Linked DNA regions of Homo sapiens: regions 2, 3, 4 and 5 are each linked to region 1. The links are chromatin contacts, found by Hi-C or POLR2A ChIA-PET in ENCODE. All regions are on one chromosome and are shown on one strand. The core of a region is the stretch at or near the end of the contact, and the rest is flanking DNA. Distances in the headings are between cores, read along the strand shown. Region 1 holds the start of PJA2 (praja ring finger ubiquitin ligase 2). Region 2 holds the start of WDR36 (WD repeat domain 36). Region 3 overlaps SLC25A46 (solute carrier family 25 member 46). Region 4 holds the start of CAMK4 (calcium/calmodulin dependent protein kinase IV). Region 5 holds the start of EFNA5 (ephrin A5).

Region 1 (2,700 bases), core at 93-2,592:
TGGGACTGGGGGATGAAAAGAAATATTTAAATTTTACCTAACAGTCCGTTATTTATATTGTTGAAGTGTACATCAAACTTGCATGTCTGCAATGAATTTTTAAAATTAAGTGGTCATCTCATATAAAAATGACATGAACCCCAAAAGACAATTACAACACTGAAAAATACAGTTTAAACGTTTATTACTGTTATCCTCAGGTTTATTCACATACACTTCAAATGATCCGTAGCCTTCAGCAAAGGTGACTGCCATTTTAAAGAAATGTGACCAAATATTTCATGATAAAACAGAATACATTAAGCCTGCAATGAAAATTTTAAACTTCACAGAACCAGCAGACTCAAAAGAAGCGCCTATGCGGATGTAAATTTTTTTTTTTTTAATGTCCGGAGAAGGAACTCTCAGATTACTCTCCTCCCTGCAAAACGACTATTTACCACCTCCCCTTTGCTTCAACTTGGTCTGAGCGTCTTTAACCTCACCATTTTGAATGTGCGCAAAATGATTACCAGTCATCTGAGGGAGGCCAAATTAAAGGTGCATCTGCAAGAGGAGCTCTGGCCTGACATCGCTAACTGAGAGCAGCCCTGGCGGAAAGGTGCTGATCCCGGGAGTAGAGCGACTGCTGCGGCTCGAGCGGGGTGTCTGCGTGCCGAGCCTCACTGACAATCGGGGAAAATGCAGACGCCCAGCAAAACGACGGCAACAGAAGGCTCCTCGGGGGAGGGGTGCTGCAGGCCTGTGGCGTAAGATGGTTCCGCTCTACGCGGGGTGACGGGAAACCGCAGAAGGTGGGTGTGAGGTGTTGGTTGGGGGGCAAACTCTTGTACAGTGGCGAGTGTAGGGGAAAGCCAGCGGGCTCCTTGGCCAAGTCACCAAGGACAGCAGAAGAGGCAGCAGTAAAGAGCGGCAGCGAAGACCCCGATACCAACCAATGTCATCTGTCGGGGGGCGGCGGGCGCGACCGTCCCGGATAGGAGCGCGGCCCGGGTCCGGGCTGGACAGGGCCCAGGAGGCGAAGAAGGCCTCCCACAGCCATCAACCCCACCCACCATGGCCGGCGCAGCAGGCCAGGGACAAGCCCCGCTCCTTCCGAAGCTAGAGACAGAGAAACTGAGGAGCTGAACGCAGCAATTTCCTCGCCCCGACCCCCACACTCCCGACAGCGGAACAAGCCAGACTGAAAAAAAAAAAAAAAAACCCTCACCGAAATGTGCAGCGGCTCCGGAGCGAGAACAGCGCTCGAACCTCCACCCGCCACCACCGCCTTCTTCTCCGCCTCCAACTCCTCCCCCGCCGAACGCGAAGCGGCTGGCGGCTGTGGCGGCGGCGGCGGCGGTGGCGGCGGCGGAAGCAGAGGCGGTGGCGGTGAGTCCCGCCCCTTGCGCCGCGGTGGAGGCGAAGGAGGAGAGTACGCAAGCCCCTCCCCCATAGCAGAGATGACCAGTCAGCTTACAGGGTCTCTGCTGGGGGACAATGCATACGCCCAATCAGAACCTGAGGAGTGGGCTCACGTCAATGGTTGGGACGTGGCAGAAAAAGGGAAAAATACTTGGACCTTCTCTACAGCCTGCTCCCCCATCTCCCTCAGGGGGAGTTCACCAATTGGCTGAAGAGCGGAAAGACGAAGCCGACTCAGTCCCCCGCCCCAGCCGAGCCCACCTCCTTTCCCTGCAGTACTGCGACGTTTGGGGAGGGGGCGGAGCACCGTGTAGGAGCTAAAACTGCGCGGCCTTTTGTGGTTTGGGCTGAGAGAAAAGGGCGGGGTCTCGGAAAGGGAAGGGGGTGTGGAGAACTAACAGAAAGACTGGCGCAGTTAGGCTTTTTCGGAAATTCCAACAGCAACAACCAAAATGGAGGCATTAAAATCGATCCTGATTCGACTGGAAACCTGATTAACAAGGTTAAGGTCTCCTGGCATAAAGTTCAGTTACAATGCAGATATCGGTGAGACAAAAAAAAAAAATGACACGAAGAAAGGCTTGTTTACCCACCCTGACCCTGGGCACTATATGGCGCTTTCCACCCTCCCTCTCCGCGCTGACCCTTGCCCCTCGCTTCTTATTCTGCTGGGGCGGGGTTCAGAGGAGGCCTGCCTTTCCTCTGTATAGCCTTGGGCTGACCACAGCCTCCCAGCTTGCATCTTGAGGCTGTTTGTCAAGCCGGGAAGTAACAGCTCCCATCACATGCAACCAAAATAAATACAACAGCTGCAGTCCCCGGACACCTTGCTTAATTTAAACCTGGGTAACAGTTTAGTTAATTATGTCAGTGATACAAAACTGTTTCTTCGTTCCGCACATATTCCCTTTATTCATCTTGAAACGTGTCCGCTTATCTGATTACAGTCCCTCTGTCTTCTCTTATTCCCCACCCCCGACCCGTCGCCTGATGCCCAGGATATATTCATCGCCACCCCTCCCCCGCGAATTAAGAGCCCCACTTCTTGTGCTGTCCCCTTAACAACAGCGAACTCTCTTGCCAGTGAACTGAGACTAATTTTTTTTTGCTGTTGATGGAAATAAATTACCCAAAATTTACTGTAGAAATTTAGGTTTATGAGAATTTGCCAGACATTTTGTGAAATCCAATCTGAATCCCAGCCCACTCCTGTAGTACGTTTCTTACCAAAAAACCATTCCTTGCTTGATATTACTCTGCCTTCACACGTGTTGCTATAGGAGTTCTGACTTTAAC
Region 2 (2,700 bases), core at 137-2,636, 1.7 Mb after region 1:
ACTTTTAAGTCATACCAAAAACATGGCTGAAAATGTGCACTGCTATTGAGAAATCCGGGGTACAAATGAAAATACAAGTAAGTACAACATGTCAAGGACTAAATAACAAGCTCTCATTCTGTTAGCATCTGCCCCTTAATGATCTTAACATCCAAAGTGTTTGAGGCTTTGTGCCAAGAACTATAAAATAAATCAAGATTTTTTTTGTTCAAGAATGTATGAGTCAGGTATTCAAATTAGCTAACAAGTGACTTTTGTTTCATAATAATTACATTTTAGAACTGGAAGGAACCCGAGAGAGTACACTGATCTGTGTAGAGACAGACCCTCTTTATCTCTTTCAAGTACATTTACATTAGTAAATATACCCTTTTTATCCCTCTCAAGTACTAGTATAGTTACGTTAGTCACTCGACCCAAACCTTAATAGGCTGCCAAAACGTTTTCATAAACGAAATGAAATGGAAATAAAACAGTAAGAGAAGAGGTTATTCCATATGTTGAACTTTGGTCCTGGGCTCTAAGCTCACCACTGTTTTAGTTAATGTTCACATGCTCAGAGATTGTTCCCCAAACCTACATCTTGGTAAGGCAGCTGGCTCCTGAGGAGTGAGGCGTCTTGACACCCACTTCACTGGAATCAGTCTCCTTCAGCATCCTAAGGCACTCAGCTCTAATGAACTGCCCGGACTCCCGTTTGCATTATGATAAGCTCCTCTTTAGAACCTCTACTGTCTGCTTTTGACAGCCGACCTCAAGGAATACTGACTTAATCCAGGAATCCCAATAACATTTAATATTTATCTTCCTTTTCTGGGAGGAATCTACACTTATCCAAGTTGCCCAAGTGAGCAGTTCCCTCCCCACAAGTAATTAGTTCTACTCCCCAGAGGGTCTGTGAGTGAATCCCTCTGTCAGTTTTGAAATGTCCCATTATAGTTTTCATCTGTAAATATGTCAATATGTATCCAAAAGATGAGGATCTTTAAAAACGTAATCATAATGCTACTATCATATGTAAAAATGAAACATAATTCCTTAATATCATCAGATATCCAGTGTTTAAATTTTTCCAGTCTCATGTTTTTGTACATTTTTAAATAATCACATGTTTAAATCGTTTCCATCTCCAAGGCGTCGACCTCCCCTCCATTCTCCTGGGCGTCGCGCTTCCCTCTTTGTTTCCCGCCCTTGCGGTTCTGTCGGAACCTAACGAGCTTCCTTCCACCGCAAAAGAGCTGGAGAACAATGCTAGGCAACGTGCTGGAGACCTTGGCCCTCGGAACCCAAGTCACGCCTCCCATGTGAGCTCTGGAGGGAGAACTTTATGTGTTGCACTGAGGGCAGTCTCCGGAAACGCGATTCGCAGCGGGCGCCGGAAGCGGTGTTGTGTCTGCAGCTCTGGCAGAGGACTGTTCCACTAGACACGCTGAAGGGACTGGGTACGTGTTTTCCTTCAGGACCAGAGCTGAGAGGAGCTGGGATCGCGGCGGCAATGGAACGGGCCTCAGAAAGGCGCACGGCCAGCGCGCTTTTTGCGGGGTTCCGGGCCTTGGGACTTTTCAGCAACGACATTCCACACGTGGTGCGGTTCAGCGCGCTCAAGCGCCGGTTCTATGTAACAACCTGCGTGGGCAAGAGTTTCCACACCTATGACGTGAGTGACTTCTTTTGTTAGCTTCCCAGGAAAACCACCCTCCTTGGCCTCTAACTCTGTCCTGGAGCAGTCCGGTTCTCCCTTCCCATTTACCACGGGCTTCCCTTCTTTAACCCCTCCCTGTCCTATTAATATTTCGCCATCCGGTCACGTCCACGTGCTGATTTGGCACTTGCAGTCCTCCTGGGGCGTGTTTCAGAGGCAGCCTGGCCAAGGGGAAACTGCTAGAGAACATCTCAGTTGTATGGCAGTAATATTTGTTCAGTGAATATTTATTGACCTTCCCTTGAAGGTGGAAACATAATTAAGACAAACCTCTACCTCTTGCATTCTTAATGAGAGAGAAAAACATGCACGCTATTACGTTATTGGTGACACGAGCTGAGTTAGAAATTCACTCTAGGTAGAATACATTGGGAGAACCGGAGATGGTGAGATTAATTACCGTTAGGGAAAATATCTAATAGCAATCAGTTATTTTCAACTAACGCAAAGTGTCTGGCACTGTCACTCTAAGCCTTGCAGCCGTTTCTTTGCAACATAGGTGTCATTATACCGTAGCACCTTTATATAATCTATTAAAGTAAATTTCAGATAAATCACTTGTTAGTGATGATTTTTTCTCCTATAACAGTTCATCGATCATTGTAATAGTGTCTCTTGTTTACTTGTTTCTTTTGTCTTCTCCGAAAGAATGTAACCTCTGTGAGAACAGAAACCTTGATGAGGAGGATGATAATAGTCAGTGTTAATTAAGTACTTTCTTTTCTGGAAAACAGGTAGAGTTGTCTCTCTTGGAGGATTGTGAATATCAAATGGCTTATTAGCAAAAAGAGCTGGGAGGTAGGAACTAGTTGAGTTAGTGGAAAAGGAAAGTGAGGGCAGAGCTGAGGTGAAGAGCAATTGGGTTTCTCAGAGTCTGAGCTGGTAATGGAGACAGGGTGGGTTAGAACCATATTAATCATGTGAAAGTATTTAGTGTTACCATTCTCTGCACTTGTTCCTTGCTTGCTAACTTTTGCTTTTGCTGGTTAATGTTTTCT
Region 3 (2,700 bases), core at 4-2,503, 1.3 Mb after region 1:
GTTCTGTGCTAAAAACCGGGTTTACAGTGAGGAAAATAAACAAAAGGTAACTGTTGCCAGGAAGCTCAGAATCTAATAAAAGTACATTCACTAAGAACAATAATTCCATTAATGAATAATTGCAAATTGAAATTTGTTTTCTGAAGCAAAAGAATATAGTTCCATGAAAGTATTAAAGGGCTAGAAACAGTGTCCCTAGTAACATGACACTTAAGGTAGATCAGAGTGGTAATTAGGAGGTACATACCAGTTTGTACAAAAATGCTGTTGCAGTGGGGAGCCTAGAGAATTCAGGTGTAACTGAGAGAAGCCTCACATGGCTGGAGCTCTGGCCAAGGGTAAGGGTACAGAGCAGGTGGGAGCCAGAACATGTGTGGCCCTGTAGGCCATTTTAAGAATATTGAAGAGGTTCAGTAAGGTCAGTGACATCAGATTTGTTTTCAAAGGGTCATTGTAACTGTAGATGAAAAGGTTGTATGAGGACCAAAGTGAATAAAAGGAGACATCTTAGTATTCTATTACAATAATAAAGGTAAGAAAAGATAGTGGCTAAGATCAGGGTGGTATCTTTTGAGATAGAGGTAAGTGGACAGTTTTGAAATATACTTAGGTCAAACTGAGGGAATTTGGTGATGCTTTAGGAATGGTAGATCAAAGAGAAGGCAGTATGAAGAATGACTTCTTGTATTTGGGCTTGTGTAACTAGTTGTCAAATGAAGCTGTTTTTTTGAAGTATAGTGTGAATATCTTTTAAAAAATTATTTATTCTTCTTTGGGCAGATTTGACCTTTCCTATTAATGGGAAGAAGGCAGAGTTTGTTTCTGTATCCTATTAATGGGAAGAAGGAGCAAACAAGGTCACAAAACATTAACAGCAGTTCACAGAAGCTACTACATGAGGAGGATGAGCTCTGAGGTCTCCTAGCCTGGGGTTTTTTAATTGCGTAACATTTACTAGGTAGAACAGGGGAGATAGTACAGATTTGCCAATATTTAGGGGTTTTTAAATACAGTTTATGATCAAATCAAAGAGAAAAACAGCAGATCTCTAGTGTTCATTAAGTCAGCAAATTTATAATTTCTCAGTAGTATTACTTTTTAACAAATTATATATTAGCCAGGATCGTCATGTGTGATCTCTTTAGCAGTAGATACTGCTAAACCCTTCCCTGTTCTCTCTCCCAGTTGCAGTGAGTTAAACCATGTGTCGTTCTACCCCCACAGTACCCTTTACTTAATTTACATGTGGCTTTTTTCAGACTGTTAACGCGAGGTAGGAGTTCCTGTAACCAAGGCTACCTGTGTGGTTCAGTCTCTCACAAAACCCATTTGGTTCAACTCCAACTTAGTTTTGACTCATCACACATCTGTGGTTATACCACTGTAAACATCTTGTAGTTTTCCTCCAACGGTTCCCTCCGAATTTGCTTATTTTAAACACACGTTATTTTAAACACAATGAAATCTTCCTCAAATTCAATAGATTTCCTTTCTGATTAATAGTTCCTGAGTAGGGAACACTGAAAGAGTTTAAGTAGAAAAGAAAGATTTTAAGTTGGACTTTAGTACAAGTGCATTTTCAGATCTTTTATCATATCCAGATGGAGTTGTCTGTAGGCACATGATATGGGGCTGGCATATAAAGAATTCTTAACTGAAGGTAAATTAATTTGGGAGATTTTGAAGCTCTAACCCTAGATATGAGCGTCGCTAGGGAAGAAGGATACACTATGGTAGAAGAATAGAGTCTGAACCTTAGGAACTCCAACCAAGGGGTGGCTGGGTTAAGAAAGGTGGTCTTGAAAAGGAGTCAGGAGAGACCAGAAGGCAGGATAAAAACCAACAGAATGGGCTAGTGGAGCACAGGGGCAAAGAGTGCTTCAAGGAGAGAAGAGGCTCTGATGGCTGCTGAAATGTCAAATAAGGTAGAGACTTAAAAATGTCCATCAGATTTAATGACATGCAGATTATTGGAGACTTTGGTAAGAGCTGTTTTTGTTCAAAACCAATTTGAAGTGGGTTCAGAGGTGAGTGGGAAAGTACAGACGTGGAAACAGAAAGTTTAGATGGTTGGCTCTGACTAGGATTGATGAAGAGAGGTAACTGGAAGATGAGGGGTTTAGAGTAGGTTGGGGTAAGTTTTTTTTTTTTTTTTTTAATTAGGATAGCTATTTGACCATTTGAAAATTAAAGACTGCTGAGACAGAGTTATTTTAGAATTTTATTGCCTTTTTTGTGTTGATTATGCATAGGAGTATGTGTTTTGATTTGTTAAATGAAAAACTAGACTGTTTTGAGAAAAGCAAGGTACTCGAATAAATTTTATTAATTTTTTCGTTCATTAGGGAGGGCATTTTTTGCTTGGAAATAGATAATTTAGATATATTTACATGTTTGGTATTTGATAATGAATTATAAAAAGGTTTAGTGACTGAAGCTTTTAAGTATGCTTATTTAAATTTCTAGAGCTGTAACAGTAAATTTTACCCATTTTATAAAGTAGTAGAGAACAGATACAAAGAAGAGTCCCAAAAGCATTTTTTTAAATACTTGGTTTTAAGTCTCCTTTTATCTTAATGATCTTAAGAATTGGCAGTAGTCATCAAAGGGGAGGTAACTCAGAATTGACATTGTATTTAAAGGGGAGGCTACCCAGTCCTAAGTGTTTACCACAGTTTCATACTTAAAATTGGTGTCGTC
Region 4 (2,790 bases), core at 251-2,750, 1.8 Mb after region 1:
TCTGGTTGTGTACAAGTACACCCTATGATGTTCTTACAACTGCATCGCCTAAGGATGCATCTCTTCAACTTCTCACCGTGGTTGAGGGATGCATGACTATATATATTTTCAATTTCCAATCAGCTAGGAATCACATTCCTGTAACTACTTGATTGGATATTTTTGGTTGTTTGTTCACCAGTATAGCAGGCAGGCTTTTAAGAATAATAAATCCATAAATTAGATTAAAATATTGGACCATATTAATGGTTGGTGCTATCAGGAATGGAGACTTACTAGGAAGAGTTTAGCGCATGTTGGAGGAAACTCAGGAAAAAAAAAAGGCCAAAAGTAACACCTGTGAAGTAAGGTGAAAGCGCCTGGAGCTATTTAGCCAGAAATGAGTTGTGGTATAATAACTGTCATAGATATGTATCAGAACATGACTAATTGTTGTTCGTCTTTGCTGAAATCTGAAAAGAAAAAAGTTCAAGGGTAGTTTAAGTGATGTATGTTTAATACTGAGAAGAAGAGCCATGACAGCTGATGGACAGGACATAAGAATGCTTATCATGGGATACATCTCTTGGGAAGAGAAAAAGGGCTTTTACATGTAGCAGTCTTCCCTGTCATGAATGAGGACAGGTCCTGCCTTAAGGCAGAGGGTTTACTAGTTGGCTTCCACAAGGCCCTTCTAGAACTGTAATTCTGAGCCACTTCAGATGCTGAGATTGAACTCGACACAGCCAAGTATCTCCTCTTTTAGGAGCTCCAGCAGTGCCGAGGAGGCAGTGCCACCAGCAGCGACGACAGCATTTATTCCAACTGAAGACTTCACTCAAAGGTGAGTCAGGTCAGTGTGGACCTGGGCGCTTCCTTTTCCTCCAGCTCTCACTGGGTCCAGGCACAGGAGCCCTGAGGGATCGGCGACCACAGTACTCCCTCCCCGGCCACCAATATAAGCTTTGACAGAGGATGGCTGGTTAGCTGGTGTTAGGTGGGAGGGACTCGCCACGGAGACGCGCTCAAGGAGGGATGAGTTGCGCCACCACCACCTAGGTCCCTCTCTCGCTATCCGGCGGGGCCGCCCGGACCCAGGTGCTGCCAGGGTACGCCTGGCGCCCGCCATCCCAGAGCAGCGTCCCGCTGCGCACGGTCTCCCTCCAGCTCCGGTCCCCGCGGGAGGGCGCGTGGGATGATGCGCGGGTCCTTGTGCCTTCCCCAAGCTCCAGCATCCGGAGCCGCCCTAGCCGGCACCGCGGCAGCCACAGCCTGGGAGAGAGAAAGGAAAGAGGGAGGGCGGCGGGAAAGGCTCGGCGCGGGAGGAGGGCGGGTGAGGAGGGAAGGAGCGAGGGGGAGGGAGCCTCTCTCCTCAGCGGTGCAGCTAGTCTCCCTCCAGCGGGCGGCGACTCCGGGTTCCCCCTCGCGCCCTCTCGCAGAGGCTCGCCCCCTTCCCCGCCCACCGTCCCTGCGAGCGCGGGCGGCGGCGGTGGGCGTGTGCGCGCGTGAAGGACGCCGCCTCTCTCTCGCTCCTGCGTTCGCAGGCGGCGGCTGGCGGCCGGCTTCTCGCTCGGGCAGCGGCGGCGGCGGCGGCGGCGGCTTCCGGAGTCCCGCTGCGAAGATGCTCAAAGTCACGGTGCCCTCCTGCTCCGCCTCGTCCTGCTCTTCGGTCACCGCCAGTGCGGCCCCGGGGACCGCGAGCCTCGTCCCGGATTACTGGATCGACGGCTCCAACAGGGATGCGCTGAGCGATTTCTTCGAGGTGGAGTCGGAGCTGGGACGGTAAGGCGCGGGCTCCGGCTGGGGAAGCCCGCGGCGTGCACTGGGGGTTGTCCCTCTCGCAGCGACGGCTCGGAGGGTGCGGGAGCCTGCCTTCGTGCCCTTCGATTTCTCCCTACCTAGTTAGTGTCTTGAGAGAGAGCTAACCTTCATTCAGGTGCGGCTCGAGTCCTTCCCACCCCACCAGAGCGCCTAGGCCGGTGCAGCTGTAGGATCAGCCCGACTCCCTCCCACCTTCCCTCCTTCTCGCAGGCTGCCACTTCCCTTGGGTGACAGCTCCCACCGCACGTGGGCCCTGCTTTCCCAATTGATATCTTTGCTCACGATTATAGCTTGCCAGAGGGTCCTGTTTGTCTAGTTATTGTTTAGGGTGGGGGCCGGAGGGTGCCCCTCCAAATCAAGACAGAATTATTAAGTTAGATTCCTCCTCCTTCCCCTCGTCAAGCTCTCCAAAGCAAGTGACACGAGAAATTAAACTTAAATACTAGCTTCCCTGCAGAGTCTGCTCAGGAGTGAAGGGAGAAATGAATCATTTAAGAGAGTTGAAGGCAGAATAATGAACTAGTGTGGCTTTAAAGAGAAAGCAGCATATGGGATCCAGGCAGTGGTAATTAGTGAGAATGCTGCTGCTTCCCTTCTTTCATGGGCTGGAGTGATTTATTTAAATTATATATGCAACAGACCATCTCCCTAGGATTGCAGATATGTCCCCTATCCCTCCTCTGAAGATCCAAACAGGTAGCAGTTTGGCCTTCTGCATGATTCCATATGCTTTCGTATTTGTATCCATTGAAAATTATAGTTTTCTTTCCCTTACTTCCTTTTTTTTTGTCTTTTCTCTCTGTTATCCATAGGTAAGGAGATTTATTTTCAACACTTATTTTAGATCCAGGCTCTTTAGTATAGGGAATCTGAAGATGTAATTTCAACGGTTGACAAGTTGCAGCTTCTGTACTTACTACTCCTTTGCAATTTCATTTTTCATTCTCTTTTTGCTGGAAATAGTATTGCTAACAGCCTTTTTATTTTTTC
Region 5 (2,700 bases), core at 175-2,674, 1.7 Mb before region 1:
CGCCGGGCACTCTGGATAACCTCCCCACTCCACTTCCAGGGTCCGAAAACACGGGACGTCTGCGACTGGCCGGTGTCCAGCACGCGCACTAGGACCGCCCCCGGCGCCCACCTCTAGTCTCCCGCATACCCGGCGGGCTTCGGGACGCCTACAAATCGGTTCCAGGTAATCGCGCGCGTTCCTCCGGCAGCACATCGCCAGGCCGCGGGCGAAGGGCTCCCACCTCCTGGCTCGGCCAACTCTGGCAGCTTGTTCTGCACACATGACGTAACCCGGCATTAGATCAAACTTTCTGGCACCTTGAACCCACTGGGGTGGGTGGAGGGATGGAGAAGATGGGAGAATCCTCTCCACTGCCAGGCGCGCCGGGCCCAGACTGACTCAGGGGCCGAATGATTTCCTCGCAGTTGAAGAGGAAAATAAAAACCTAAAGCTTCCGCTTCCCAGCCCCCCTCACTTCCCCCAGCCCGTGCGCTCTCTCTGCGCGCACCGGGAAAAGAGAAGGGAAAATTAAAATTAAAAAAAAAAAAAAAAAAAAAAAAACTTTGGGGGATGTTTGGCGGGTTCTCTCCGCAGTCCCTGCGGACCCACGCTCCAGGAAGGAGCTCCCGGCTGCGCACACTGGGGGCTCCCCGCGCCGGGAACCGGATGCCAGCCAGATGCCGGGGCTGGGAAGCAGAGAAGTCCCTACTCCCCGGCTCCCGCCCTTTTCCGAGTCTCCCGGCGCCCCGCAGAAGCAGTTGGTCTAGGCAGCCCCGGGGACTCCCAGGGGTACCTGGCCTTTCCGCGGCGGCTTAACAAAGAGGGGCGCGACGCGAGCGCTTCCCGCCGACGCCTCAAGCCATCAGCGCCCGGGCGACGCAGGCTCCGAGGGTGCGCGCCGCCAGCGGTTGGTGCGCGCCGATCCCCGCCGCCGCTCCTTCCGCAGGGCCCCGAGGCCCGGGTAGCCCTGGCTCTCCGCCTGTTATCGGCTTACCTGGGGTTGCTGCTGTTCCAGTAGACAGCGTAGCGGTCGGCGACGGCCTTGGAGCCCGGGTCCTGGCTGAACACACACATCCAGAGCACCAGAAACACCAGCGTCAACATCTCCACGTGCAACATCACGCCTGGCCAGCGGCGGAGCCCCCGACGCGCCACTCCGGGGAGAGAGCGGGGATCCGGAGGGAGGGAGGCAGGCAAAGGGACAGAGAGAGAGCGGGCGCCAAATAAATATGAATAAATAAAAATGAAAGTGGGCGAGAAAGGAAAGAGGCGCCCACCAAGCTGGGGAGGGGTAGGAGAGCGAGAAGAAAAGAAGGCGGTGGGATGGGGGGTGATAAAGACAAACTCGCACCCCCACTGGAGGGTTCAGGAGGAAAAAGGAATCACAAGATGGAGAGAAGCGTGCGTGTGTGTGGTGGCGGCGGCGAGGGCGGGGGAAGAGGTGCCAAGCTGTGTCTCGGGCGGCGGCGGCAGGCCGGTCACCCCGGGAGAGGGAGGTGCGCGCCGGGCCGGGCGGCTGCAGCGCGGGTCGGGGCAGGCGGCGGCGCGCGCTGCACAGTCACCGGGAGTTGCGCGCCGCAGCCGCGGGGAGACATACACCGGCCCGCCGGGCCCGGCTCAGCGTCGGCGCAGCAGGCTACGCACGGCTCCGCCACCGCCCGGGGCCCTCGCACTGCGCCACGCTTCGCTCCAAGTTACTTTGGCGGCCGGTGGGAAACTGCAGGAGAAGGGCGACGTGCTGATAGAGGGCTTCGCGCTTGTGGTCCCGGGAGTCTGAGAACCCCTTTCCTCAGCCTCCTCTGTGCCTTAGCGGGGCGACCCCCAGAAATCTCAGAGGAGTCGTAAGTGCTGCGGTACCGGGCGGTGCGCCGAGAAGGGTGGGGATCCGGAGCCGCAACCCAGCCTTGTCGGTGTCCTGGAACTGGTTAAGCGGCAGCTGCGCCGGCTTTCGAAGCGGTCTTGCCTCGAAAACCTCAAAGAAAAGTTTGGCTCTTCGCGTCTTCCGGCAGGTCCCCCAGCAGAGTCGGAACGCGGCGGTAGCGGAAGAGGGCACCCCGGGGGCTGGCCGAGCCTCGGGGATTTCTCGCGCGTGCTTTCCTTGGCTGGGTGTGGGTGCACCACAGTGAATGAAGAGCAGAGGTTAAGACCAGCCGGCCTGGCAGAGCTGGGATTCCTAAACCTGCAAGACGACGCCAACCCAACTGTTCGGCTGGAGAGCGGGAGGGGAAACAATCACTTTCAAATGGATCCCTCCAACTCCTGGATGGGCCGATGTCAGTCTCCGATCGCCTTCCGAGAGGGAGACTGAGCCCCCACACGCGGTGCCAAGAGCCCGGGGTGAGCTCTCAGAAGTGTCCCTGCGACTCCAGCGGGTCCAAGCCTAGCAACTTGTAGAGATGCATCAATCAGTTTGAAATGGGAAAAGAGGAAAAAAAAAAAGCGCACGAGCGAGTGGCACCTCCCCGATGACTACATCAGAAAACCTTCCCGATCCTCCCGCAGCTGCTCCTCTTTCCCTCCTTAGGCACAGCAGCAACAGAGGTGAAAACCACAAACCGAATCCTAAAACCCCTACCCAGGCGGGAAAATAAATAAACTTGAGTGCAGCAGCAGCAGCACGAGCAGCCCAGGAGGAATTGAAACGACTGGCAAGAAGTGGAAAGGGTTTTGTAAAAGTCAGTTTTGCAAAAGAGGGGGAAAAAAAGAGAGCGAGAGAAA

What was found. Hi-C counts contacts between places; a loop is a spot of excess contacts on that map. ChIA-PET counts read pairs that join two places held with the same protein, here RNA polymerase II (POLR2A). Pooled maps may share reads with other maps.
Region 2: a map of CD8-positive, alpha-beta T cell shows a loop between it and region 1 (30-fold over the local background). The contact joins the promoter of WDR36 here to the promoter of PJA2 in region 1. A Hi-C loop is called at or near these places in 6 of 168 maps with a recorded cell type or tissue (CD4-positive, alpha-beta T cell, CD4-positive, alpha-beta memory T cell, CD8-positive, alpha-beta T cell and 2 more), 3 of 37 single-sample maps with no recorded cell type and 14 of 50 pooled maps.
Region 3: a loop to region 1 is called in a map of naive thymus-derived CD4-positive, alpha-beta T cell, with 6 times the contacts of the local background. The contact joins the enhancer-like site here to the promoter of PJA2 in region 1. A Hi-C loop is called at or near these places in 1 of 168 maps with a recorded cell type or tissue (naive thymus-derived CD4-positive, alpha-beta T cell), 5 of 37 single-sample maps with no recorded cell type and 12 of 50 pooled maps.
Region 4: a map of naive thymus-derived CD4-positive, alpha-beta T cell shows a loop between it and region 1 (5-fold over the local background). The contact joins the promoter of CAMK4 here to the promoter of PJA2 in region 1. A Hi-C loop is called at or near these places in 3 of 168 maps with a recorded cell type or tissue (CD8-positive, alpha-beta T cell and naive thymus-derived CD4-positive, alpha-beta T cell), 1 of 37 single-sample maps with no recorded cell type and 14 of 50 pooled maps. POLR2A ChIA-PET finds 5 or more read pairs at or near these places in 1 of 52 experiments (GM12878).
Region 5: a map of PC-3 shows a loop between it and region 1 (12-fold over the local background). The contact joins the promoter of EFNA5 here to the promoter of PJA2 in region 1. A Hi-C loop is called at or near these places in 1 of 168 maps with a recorded cell type or tissue (PC-3), 1 of 37 single-sample maps with no recorded cell type and 5 of 50 pooled maps. POLR2A ChIA-PET finds 5 or more read pairs at or near these places in 1 of 52 experiments (PC-3).

Annotation. Positions count from the first base shown.
Region 1 is chr5:109,408,632-109,411,331 of GRCh38, forward strand. PJA2 (praja ring finger ubiquitin ligase 2) reads right to left here and starts at 1,343. Exons shown (of 10, transcript NM_014819.5): 1 at 1,211-1,343. RefSeq lists enhancers at 428-527, 568-687, 1,798-1,977 and a silencer at 1,208-1,287.
Region 2 is chr5:111,090,962-111,093,661 of GRCh38, forward strand. WDR36 (WD repeat domain 36) reads left to right here and starts at 1,387. Exons shown (of 23, transcript NM_139281.3): 1 at 1,387-1,657. The coding sequence starts at 1,496. RefSeq lists an enhancer at 1,237-1,676.
Region 3 is chr5:110,751,163-110,753,862 of GRCh38, forward strand. All of the region lies in intron 5 of SLC25A46 (solute carrier family 25 member 46), which reads left to right. Among named protein-coding and RNA genes, the nearest start is that of SLC25A46, 14 kb to the left of the region's middle. RefSeq lists an enhancer at 1,393-1,652. Within about 2 kb of position 1,254, at least 3 of the 41 ENCODE cell types and tissues checked have a DNase peak (open chromatin) inside an H3K27ac peak, as active enhancers do.
Region 4 is chr5:111,222,884-111,225,673 of GRCh38, forward strand. CAMK4 (calcium/calmodulin dependent protein kinase IV) reads left to right here and starts at 1,501. Exons shown (of 11, transcript NM_001744.6): 1 at 1,501-1,761. The coding sequence starts at 1,601. RefSeq lists enhancers at 630-729, 1,690-1,739 and a silencer at 1,090-1,579.
Region 5 is chr5:107,669,513-107,672,212 of GRCh38, forward strand. EFNA5 (ephrin A5) reads right to left here and starts at 1,425. Exons shown (of 5, transcript NM_001962.3): 1 at 977-1,425. The coding sequence starts at 1,101. RefSeq lists enhancers at 578-657, 1,058-1,187, 1,898-2,037 and silencers at 818-887, 1,458-1,507.